Regions from separate parts of the Homo sapiens genome. Here region 1 is linked to region 2. Evidence: read pairs that join two places in POLR2A ChIA-PET (ENCODE). Cell type or tissue: OCI-LY7. All regions are shown on one strand. Links, peaks and the distances in the headings refer to the core of each region. The heading gives the core; the rest is flanking DNA.

Region 1 (5,376 bases), core at 317-5,316, 220 kb after region 2:
TGATGAAATAATGCATGTTTGTTTGATAGATGGGGTATCACTCTGTCACCCATGCTGGAGTGCAGTGGCTTGATCATGGCTCACTGCAGCCTTAAACTCCTTGGCTCAAGTGATCCTCCTGCTTCAGCCTCCTCAGTAGCTGGGACTCAGGCGTGCACCACCATGCCCAGCTAATTTTTATTTTATTTTTTATTTTTTTGTAGACATGGGCAATGGAGGTGGTGGGTGGGTGGTGTCTCACTATGTTGTCCAGGCTGGTCTCAAACTCCTGGCCTCAAGCAATCCTCCCATGTGGCCTCCAAAAGTACTGGGATTACAGGTGTGAGCCATTGAGCCCAACCTGATGAAATAATTTTTATGAAAGTGCTTTTAAAACTGAAGTGCTACAGAAATATTGGCAATCATCTCTTAGGCTGTTCTTACAGATTCTCTAGACTTTTGCATGTGTGTGTTTTAATAAAAAATGATGGCTGTATGGGGGTCCCAGTGGATTAAGCCACTGGTTTGCAACTCTGGTTACCTGTTAGAATCATCTGGGAAGTTTTTAAAACCAAGATGCCTGGTCCCTATCTCCCTACAGGTTTTTGATTCAATCGTTCTTGGACTGGGACAGGGCAGTTTATGTTTTAAAAGCTCCTCAGGTGATTCTAATTTGCAGCTAAGGGTTCCAAGCAATGGATTAAAGAAGAAAGCAGATACATAATGGTTTTATGAAACAGTTTGCTATACCTTAAAATCCAAAGCATTTTCCCCACACATCACTACTTGGTGGTGGAGAATAAACGGCGGCCGGTGGAGAGTTCTGGACTTACCAGAACAAAAGAACTCCAGGACAGGTCCCATGGGGAAGCTGCTGCTTCTCAGCTTCTTCAAGGTCAGGTGACAGATGCTGGGTGATGATCCGGGTGCATACTCCAGGGTGCTAGAGTGGGACAGGAGTATGCTTTTAGGTGGGCAACAGAGAATCTCATGGCACGGCTATAGTTAGTGGGCTCTTTGAGGTTAGAAGCAGTCTTGAATTTCATCTTTTAAATCCAGGACTCACCTACTGTATTAGTGCATTCTTACACTGCTGTAAAGATACTGCCTGAGACTGGATAATTTATAAATGAAGGAGGTTTAATTGACTCACAGTTCCGTACGGCTGGGGTGGCCTCAGGAAACTTACAATCATAGTGGAAGAGGAATCAGGCATTTTCTTCACAAGGCGGCAGGAGGGAGTGTGAGTGTGTGAAGGAGGAGCTGTCAAACACTCATAAAACCATCAGATCTCATGAGAACTCACTCACTATCATGACAGCATGGGGGAAACCACCCCCGTGATCCAATCACCTCCCTCCCTCCACAGGTGGGGATTACAATCGGCAATGACATTTGGATGGGGACACAGAACCAAACCATATTGTTCTGCCCCTCCATCTGCAAGCTGAAGAGCAGGGAAGCCAATAGTGGCTCAGTCCGAGTCCCAAAACCTCAAAAGTTGGGAAGCCGACAGTGTAGCCTCCAGTCTGTGGCTGAAGGCCTGAGAAACCCTGGCAAAACACTGGTGTAAGTCCAAGAGTCCAAAAGCCAAAGAACTTGAGTCTGATGTTCGAGGGCAGGAAGCATCCAGCACAGGAGAAAGATGAAGGCTGGAAGACTCAGCAAGTCTGCTCATTCCACCTTTTTCCACCTGCTTTTTCTAGCCTTGCTGGTAGCTGATTGGATGGTGCCTACCCAGATTGAGGGTTGGGTCTGCCTCTCCAAGTCCATTGACTCAAATGTTAATCTTTTCTGGCAACACCTTCACAGACACACCCAGAAACAATACTTTGCATCCTTTGAACCGATCAAGTTGACAATATTAACCGTCACACCTAAAGTAGTGGCTCATTTGTTATGTCTTTGCTTAATAAATAAATAATAAATATTTGTCCTAGGCATTGTGGGAGATATTTCCCCATCTATTATCTTTTTTTAACTCCAATTTTTAATTTTATTTGAATAAGAGACATGGTCTCACTGTCACACAGGCTGGAGTGCAGGAGTGCAGTGGCGCAATCATAGCTCACTGCAGCCTCGAACCCCTGGGCTCAAGCAATCCTCCTGCCTCAGTCTCCCAAAGTGCTGGGATTACAGGCATGAGCCACTTCACCTGGCCCCACGTGTTATCTAATTTAAAGTTTGCAACACTCCTGAAATGTAGATAATGAAATACAGAGGCGTAGAGAGATGAAATAACTTGTTCATCTTAGTTACACAACTGAGTCTGTGTTCAGAGCTGGGATTTGAACCGATGTGTGCCTAGAAAGCCCATACCTTTCTAGTCAATTGCCTAACAACTAGAAATGAGATTTGAATACAGAGGAAGTCCAGAGCCCCAAATCTCTTCGTGACAAGCCTGCCAGTTCTCCTCGGCATCATTCTAGGCTTTAAAATCTGTAACTCAGTGGTTTTAGACAATGATGATAAGATCTCGAGAGATGATAATTGTAGAAACATGCTATTTCTTTGACCCCGTTTCCTCCCAGCCCCATTATCTTTTATCTATGTGCTGAAATTTCTCTCCTTTGGTGTTTCAGGATAGGGTTTCACCTTGATTTCCTAATTTAGTTTAGTGTTAGTTTATTCTGGCTAAACTTTTAGTTCCTTTTGGGCAGTATGGCCTTAACAGATTCTGACATTCTAAGTCTTGAGAAATTAATGTAGGCCGGGTGCGATAGCACACACCTGGAATCTCAGCACTTTGAGAAGCTGAGGCGGGCAAATTGAGCTCAGGAGTTCGAGACCAGCTGGGGCAACATGACAAAACCCCATTTCAATAAAAAATACAAAAACTAGCCCAACATGGTGGGCATATGCGCTTGCAGTCCCAGCTCCTCCAGGGGCTGAGGCAGGAGGGTTGCTTGAGCCCTGGAGGTCGAGGCTGCAGTGAGCTGTATTTGTATCCCTGCATTCCAGCCTGGGTGACAAAGTGAGACCCTGTCTCAGGAGAAAAAAAAAAAAAGAAATTAATGTAGCTTCAACAGTAAATACAAGTCATGGACTGGCTACTGCCTAAGCAGTTCCTAAAGGCCTGGTGTGTGCAGACACCCAGCTAGGCACTGGGGGTGTAGTGGTGAACGGCACAGACATGGTCCTTAGCCTTGAGGAACTTAAGGAACTTCCAGCCTAGTTGGGAGAGATGAAAAAGATAAAATATTTTTCAGTAGTGGCTTGGCTGCTGCAAAGTTGATTTACTGTAGGTAATCGAGACAAAGTTTATATAATGTCATCCTATAGCCCATTAAAACAGAAAAAAAAAGGTGTAATGAGGTTGGTGTTCATAAGTACGAAATTGGTGTTTCTGTATGAAGGGCAATGTTAATATCTATTGCTAGAGTAATCACATTCACATGCTGACATGTTTGGTTTACAGCCAGAACGGTCAGGAAATTAAGCTGTTTATTTTCTGCCCTCTTGATAAAAGTCACACTTTTACAACATAATTAAGCAGAATGCCAAGCCATAGCTTTCAGCTATAAACACTGCTTTTAACATTAGGTAAGTAAGCTCATCCGGGGAGGGTTTTGTTTTTGTTTTGTTTTGTTTTGTTTTGCCATTGTAATTAACCTCAGTAGGATGAGCAGCTGTTTCATATTGCTCAAGCTGCAGGTAGCCTTGTTTCATTCTGAAGTGAGCTTCAGATACATGGTTGATTGTATTACCCCCAGCTACTGCTTAAGACCAAAGTAGAAGGTTTTTCTCCACCCTTGTAAGTATTTGTTTTCTGGAATTCTGGGAACTTTTGTTTCTGATAGGATCTAGAGCTATGGACATTTGTCCTTGGCATCCTTAGAGGCTTCTTTTGGGATCAGTGTAATTCCTGATTGAAGCCCAGTGCATGCATCAGAGAAGGCACTTCTTGACCCTTTTCTTCTTTGAGGTTAGGCTTCAGCTGTCTTAGAATGAGGCTGATTGAGGGTCTCCAGAAGGTCAGTACTAGTAAGATCTGAAGACTTAAGATTTTGCCCAATGTGAGCTGGTCCTTAAAAAGCAAATCCTTTGTATTCCTTTCTGAAGTCTTGCTGAATGCCGTTGTAGCAGCCAGGGTTCCTCATTGCAAAAAACAGAAAACACTTCTGTTAATGCACTGAATTTGGGATACTGAGTCTGACAGAATCTCCCAAAAGGCTGGAGAAGCAGGCTTGGAAAATGGTGAGAGAACCAAGAGCTGTGTGTAACTACCCCTAGCAACTAGAAGCTCCTGTCACTCTTTTGCATCTCCTCCTCCAGGTTCAGTGACCCAGGTGGGAGTGTCAAGTAGCTGGATCTCACTCACAGGTCCATGACCTAGCTGCTGGAGGTGGGGACATGGGGGAGGTTGGAGCAAGTGAAAAATTGGTCTTTTTAGCTTCCTTCAATTTGGGGGTTTCGGGGGTTAGTGCTCAAGATGTAGTCCTCTTCCCACCTGCCAGGGACTCGGAAGCTGCATGGTTGCCCATCTTGTTTCTTTCCTTATCCTGCGTTGCCCTAAGGTAGGGAAACCTAGCTGTCAAATCCCTTTAAACCAACATACTCACTGCATACACATCTTACAGTTAAAGCATGCCTAATTGCCCAATGTTTTATACAGAATTATTTGCTCAACTAATACTGCACAAGGGTAGAGAATTAAAATGAAAGGCTTTATGTTTAATATGGTCTATTAACTGTGGAGGGCACTGGAAATTGCCAGGCAGGTATAATAGAAAGTAGGTCATTTATTCACCACTTAGTGTAAGTGGTTTTTTCTTTTCTAGTAATAGCCATTCATTTTATCTGAAACTAATCTATTTTTAGAATCCTAACAGCTGGTTCCGATTATAAATGTTTTTTAGCCTCTGTCACACCAAGAACTTCAGAAACGTCTCAAAAACATCATATAATGTCTACCAATATACTGCTATTAAGAAACATCTTGCATACATTCTTCAGTATGCAAAGGACATTCATATCATGGACATGAACATCTTTATTAAATAAAGGCTGGGCCGGGTACGGTGGCTCATGCCTGTAATCCTAGCACTTTGGCAGGCCGAGGTGGACAGATCACCTGAGGTCAGGAGTTTGAGACCAGCCTGGCCAACATGGTGAAACCCCATCTCTACTAAAAAAAAAAAACAAAATTAGCCAGGCTTGATGGCACATGCCCATAATCCTAGCTACTTGGGAGGCTGAGGCAGGAGAACCACTTGAACCTGGGAGGCGGAGCTTGCAGTGAGCTGAGATCATGCCACTGCACTCCAGCATGGGTGACAGTTAGACTTCATCTCAAAAAAAAAAAAAAAAAAAAGGCTGAAGCCTGGTTTTGGTTCAAAAAGAATCAACAATATGAACCCATAAAATGAAATACCTCACAATAAAGCCAGAAATCAA
Region 2 (5,376 bases), core at 83-5,082:
AGTGGGGATGCATAATTGTACTCACTCCGTGAACTCAACAGCTATTATAAAGGGACTGAGCCTTGGGTCCCAGCCAGACTTGTGACCTGGACGTCTGGCTCGTAGCAAAGCCAAGCTTCTTCAGGGGTCCTCAGGGAATACACTATTTCAGTCTCTGGCGACGGAAACCACTGTCTCACTGGGTCTCGATCTGGCAGTTACAGGGGCAGGAAACTATGCCTGCAATGCTCAGGTCAAGGCCTGCGGGTCAAGCCACAGTGGCCACTGGTCCCCCTCGGGGCTCACCCTCACCCCAGGACCTGCCTTCCTACCATAGAAAGCAGGTGGAATCTTCCCACCGCCACTCCTGGGAACCAGCATCCCAAAGCCAATAACGTGGCACCCCGAGCTGGCCAATGCACACACTAGTGTACGCCCAGCACAGCACAACCCACACGCCCTTGACTACAACCACAGTGGACACAGGTGATTGATCAGCCACCTGGAATCACGCACCAGCTTCTGTGTGAGGATCTGCCTCTGCCCCACCCTCGAGTCATGTGTTCAGGAGTGTGTCACAAGATCCAGGCCTAAACCAACCACTGGGGTGCCTGGCCACAGAGATTGGCTTAGAGGTGGTCATGTGATTACAGTCAAACTATTCTAGCCCATTGCAGCAAACCTGGGGCTTTTTGCTTGAGTGACTGGAAGAGGTGATCAGCCTTTTCATGCTGAATGTGAACTTGAGAATGGGGCTGAGGCCAACACAGAACAAAGCTGATACGTGGTGGAGGGCAGAACCAGAGAAAGAGAAAAATGAATAGCGATGATGTCATTTGAGACCTGGAATCCAGATGTTCCCGAAACCAAACTACCAAGCCCAGCGTAGATTTCTGAATCAGATGATACAATAAACCCCGCCTTTTGGGGGGCAGTAGGGGAAAGGGCTATTTAGCTAGTTACAGATAGGTTTTCTGTCACATGCAATATGAAAATCCCCAAACCAGCCAGGCACGGTGGCTCACGCCTGTAATCTCAACACTTTGGAAGGCCAAGGCAGGTGGATCACCTGAGGTCGGGAGTTCGAGACCAGCCTGGCCAACATGGTGAAACCCCGTCTCTACTAAAAATACAAAAATTAGCGGGGCATGGTGGCACGAGCCGGTAATCCCAGTAATCCCAGCTACTCGGGAAGCTGAGGTGGGAGAATTGTTTGAACCTGGGAAGCAGAGTTTGCAGTGAGCCAAGATCGTGCCACTGTACTCCAGCCTGGGCGACAGAGTGAGACTCTGTCCAAACCCAGCCAGGGTTTGGGCCATTGTATATTATTTATATATAATTTTAAAAATGCTTTAAACACCTTTTTCTTACTAGGGCCACTGTATATGATCATATAGGTGGGGTACTGCTCAACTCTAGTGAACAACCTTTGCAACTTTGCACGGGCAGCCCTACTTCCCAACCCTAGAGGCAACTACTTCCAACTATTCTCAGTGTTATCCTTCGCATCTCTCTCTCTCTCTCTCTCTATCTATCTATCTATATATATCACTAAATAATACGCTTCCTGATTCTTTTTTTTTTTTTTTTTTTTTTTGAGACAGGGTCTTGCTCTGTCACCCAGGCTGGAGTCCAGTGGCGCAATCTTGGCTCACTGCAACCTCTGTTTCCTAGGCTCAAGTGATCCTCCCATATAAGCCGCCGGAGTAGCTGGGACCACAGGCACGCGTCACCATACCCAGCTAATTTTTGTATATTTTTGTTGAGATGGGATTTCACCATGTGCCCAGCTGGTCTCAAACTCCTGGACTCAAGGGATCCACCCATCTCAGCCTCCCAAAGGGCTGGGATTACAGGCATGAGCCACTGCACCCGGCCCTGATTATTTCTTAATTTATCTATTTTCATCCTATCTTCTGATTTCCAGGTATGATAAATGAGACTTTAGCTCTACTTCCCCTTACTACTTCCCTTCCCCACCCTATCCCTACACTGGTAGGTCTTCTTCTGGTTCCTTTATTTATTTATTACAGACGGCATCTTGCTGTGTTGCCTAGGCTAGTCTCAAGCCCCTGGTCTCAAGTGATCCTCCCGCGTCAACCTCCCAAAATGTTGAGATTACAGGCATGAGTCACAGTGCCCAGCCATCTGGTTCCTTTACATACCATGCCAAGGACACTGTCTTATTCCACCAACTAGAAGAAGCTGAGTTTCTCACAGTTTAACACGAATTCAGAGAAGGGAGAGTGTGGCTTTTGTGCTGTGAATGAGTGATAAGTAAGCAGAAGAGCTACTTATCTGCTTATCAACCTCAAAAGCTTATCAACCTCAAAAAGGCGTAATTTCTATGGAAATAAGAAAGACAAATAATGCACGTGAAAGACTGACTGCACACCAGGTGCTACACTGGACTCTCCTCTGACAATGACAGGAGCTGCTAGGTCCAGAAGTGACAGTCTACCTCTGAAAAGGCAACCTTAAGGGAGCGGAACTACACAGCGCTAGGCTGTTGAGGGCTGCACCTGGCTTGTTCTGAAGATATTTTAAACCCTAGCTGGAGTCCCGAGTTTCCTTCAAACAAGAAACAAAAACCAAAGCCCAATACAGTGGCTAACAGCTTGTCCTCTACAGCCGCATGGCCAGGGTTTGAATCCTGGGCCCCACCATTAGGAGCTGGGACCCTCTCCTAGACAATAGACTTGTCAGGTGGGCTGTGACATCCTAAGGTCTGCACTGCTGTCTCCATCCCTCCCCCCATACCTTGTATTGCCTTCAGTGCACAGGTGCTCAACATGAACTCAAATACCCTTATGTTTAGTGTTTCTTTTGTTTTGAGATGGAGTCTCCCTCTGTTACCCAGGCTGGAGTGCAGTGGCGTGATCTCGGCTTACTGCAACCTCCGCCTCCCGGATTCAAGTGATTCTTCTGCCTCGGCCTCCCGAGTAGCTGGGATTACAGGCACCCGCCACCACACCTGGATAATTTTTGTATTTTTAGTAGAGACGGGGTTTCACCATGTTGGTCAGGCTAGTCTTGAACTCCTGACCTCAAGTGATCCACCCGCCTCAGCCTCCCAAAGAGATGGGATTATAGGTGTGAGTCACCGTGTCTGGCTGCTCAGTGTTTATTTACTGGGATGCAGCATTAGGAGTGATTAAGTCAAGCATCAAGCTAAGAGTTCACATCAGTGTCTTAATGTCTGCACCCCTAGCATATAATGGGTGCTCATAAACATTTATTTAAACTATTGAGAGAAATAGTACATCAGAATGAAAGGACCAATTTACAGAGTCCAGCCCATCCGTCCCTTCCTCCCTGCCATCTCAGCTTCCCAAGTTTCCAAGTCCAAGAATCAATCTCCATGCACCACCAAACTCTCCTCACCTCCTTGCCCTTGTATCTATCTGCAGGTGCCTCTGAGGCAGGCGAATAGGGTCTGGAGGCAGGGAACCTAAGGCTGATTCAGGCTGACTTCCTAGAACTAAATCAAAAGGAAAACCCCTACTTTCCAAGCCCAAGTAACAAAAGGACCAGAGGCTACTCCCTTTGCAACCCCCAACTTACCTGCGTGGCAGATGAAAAACTGAAGTTACCTCTGATTGGTCCCTTCCCACAACCAATCAGGCTGGTGCTGGCCAAGTCCTCGTTTGTATAGGAGTCTTCATTTGTAACTTCACTTCAGCCTCTGATTGGTCGCATTCCACAACCTATCAGACTGATCCCAGGCCATTACTTCATTTACATAGGGTGTACATCAAGTAACCAATGGGAAACCTCTAGAGGGTTTTTAAACCCCAGGCAATTCTGTAAGCAATCTGCTCAAGCCCACTCCCACCCTGTGGAGTGTACTTTTGTTTTCTGTAAATATTTGCTTTCGTTGCTTTCTTTCCTTGTTTTGTTCGTGTGTTTTGTCCAATTCTTTGCTCAAAATGCCAAGAACCTGGACACCCTCCACCAGTAACACCTCTGCCTGGAATCCCTTTCCCACTCACTAGCAAAACCCTTTAATCTCTTCAAGACGCAGCTCAAATGTTGACCTCCTCCAGAAAGCCTTCCTTGTTTGTTTCTTTTGGGTTTGTTGTTGTTGTTGTTGCTGAGAGAGTCTGGCTCTGTTGGCCAGGCTGGAGTGCAGTGGTGCAATCATAGCTCACTGCAGCCTCCAACTCCTGGGCTCAAGTGATCCTCCCACCTCAGCCTCCATTGTACCTGGGACTACAGGTGCATACCACCCACATCTGGCTAATTATGTTATTTTATTTTTATAGAGATGGGCGTCTCCCTACATTGCCCAGGCTGGTCTCTTTTCTTTTTTTTTTGAGACAGGGTCTCACTCTGTCACCCAGGCTGGAGTGCAATGGTGCAATCATGGCTCACGGCAGCCTCAGTCTCCCAAGCTCAAGTGATCCTCTTGCCTCTGAACTCCTGGCCTCAAGCGATCCTCTTGCCTCGACCTCCCAAAGTTGATTACATGCATGAGCTACTGCACCTGGCCTCCAGAAAGCCTTCCTTGGATAGTTCCCTCCTCTGTAAACAGGGGTCAGCTAACAGTACCCCTGCAGGGGTTGTTCTGAGGATACAATGAGATTAGGCACATGGTGTCTGGGATAGACTTGACTCTCAAAAGTACTAGCTGCTGTTATGTCCCAATAATCCTCCAGTCCCCGACTCCCTAAATCACTTCGCTCCCTACAAACCCTCCACAAGCAAATTTCATTATAACCTGAGGCCAGACTGTCTGCGGCAGGCAGAAACATGGCTCCCCTAAGATGGCTACATCCTAATCCCTGGAACCTGTGAATATGTTACCTTATATGGCAAAAGGGACTTTGCAGATGTGATTAAGGATCTTAAGATGGGAGACAGTCATGGATTATCCTGTGAGCCCAGTGTAATCACAAGGATCCTTATAAAAAGGAGGTAGAAGGGTCAGAGTTAGAGGAAGAGATGTGACCAAAGACAGAAAGGTGTGAAGTTGCCACACTGCTGGCTTCAAAGATGGAAGGGAGGGGCCAGGAGCCCAAGGAATGAGGACAGCCCCTAGAATCTGGAGAAGGCAAAGAAACCGATTTTCTCCTGGGGCCTCCAGAAGGAACACAGCCATGCTGACACCTAGATTTTAGAACTTCTGATCCCCAGGAACTATAAGATAATAAATGTGTTGTTTTAAAGCCACTAAGTAATTGCAGCAATTTGTTACAGCAGCAATTGGAAACTAACGAAGTCCTGAAGAGCAGCTCTCAACCTTGGGCAATTTTGCTCCCTCAAGGGACATTTGGCAATGTCTAGAGACATTTTCAGTTGTTGAAACTCTAGGGGTGCAACTAGCATCTAGTGGATAGAGGCCAGGGATGCTGCCAAACATCCTAAAATAAACAGAACAGTCCCCTGCAGTGAAGA

Evidence for each region. ChIA-PET counts read pairs that join two places held together with the same protein. Peaks named below come from ENCODE experiments on the same cell type or tissue, not always from the same donor. Only the 100,000 strongest peaks of a DNase experiment are listed, where the experiment ranks them.
Region 1: POLR2A ChIA-PET joins it to region 2 with 16 read pairs; 8 of 35 experiments call an interaction of 5 or more read pairs at or near these places.

Annotation. Positions count from the first base shown.
Region 1 is chr16:21,988,846-21,994,221 of GRCh38, reverse strand. The region is part of intron 2 of PDZD9 (PDZ domain containing 9); the gene reads left to right. Among named protein-coding and RNA genes, the nearest start is that of PDZD9, 9.6 kb to the left of the region's middle. In OCI-LY7, for the core only: no CTCF peak of the experiment used is centred there; no DNase peak of the experiment used is centred there.
Region 2 is chr16:22,213,361-22,218,736 of GRCh38, reverse strand. The region is part of intron 1 of EEF2K (eukaryotic elongation factor 2 kinase); the gene reads right to left. Among named protein-coding and RNA genes, the nearest start is that of EEF2K, 9.8 kb to the right of the region's middle. RefSeq lists enhancers at 1-349, 2,176-2,320, 3,695-3,864 and a cis regulatory region at 2,240-2,257. In OCI-LY7, for the core only: no CTCF peak of the experiment used is centred there; DNase peaks (open chromatin) are centred at 536 and 2,466; H3K4me3 peaks cover 883 bases; H3K27ac peaks cover 1,871 bases.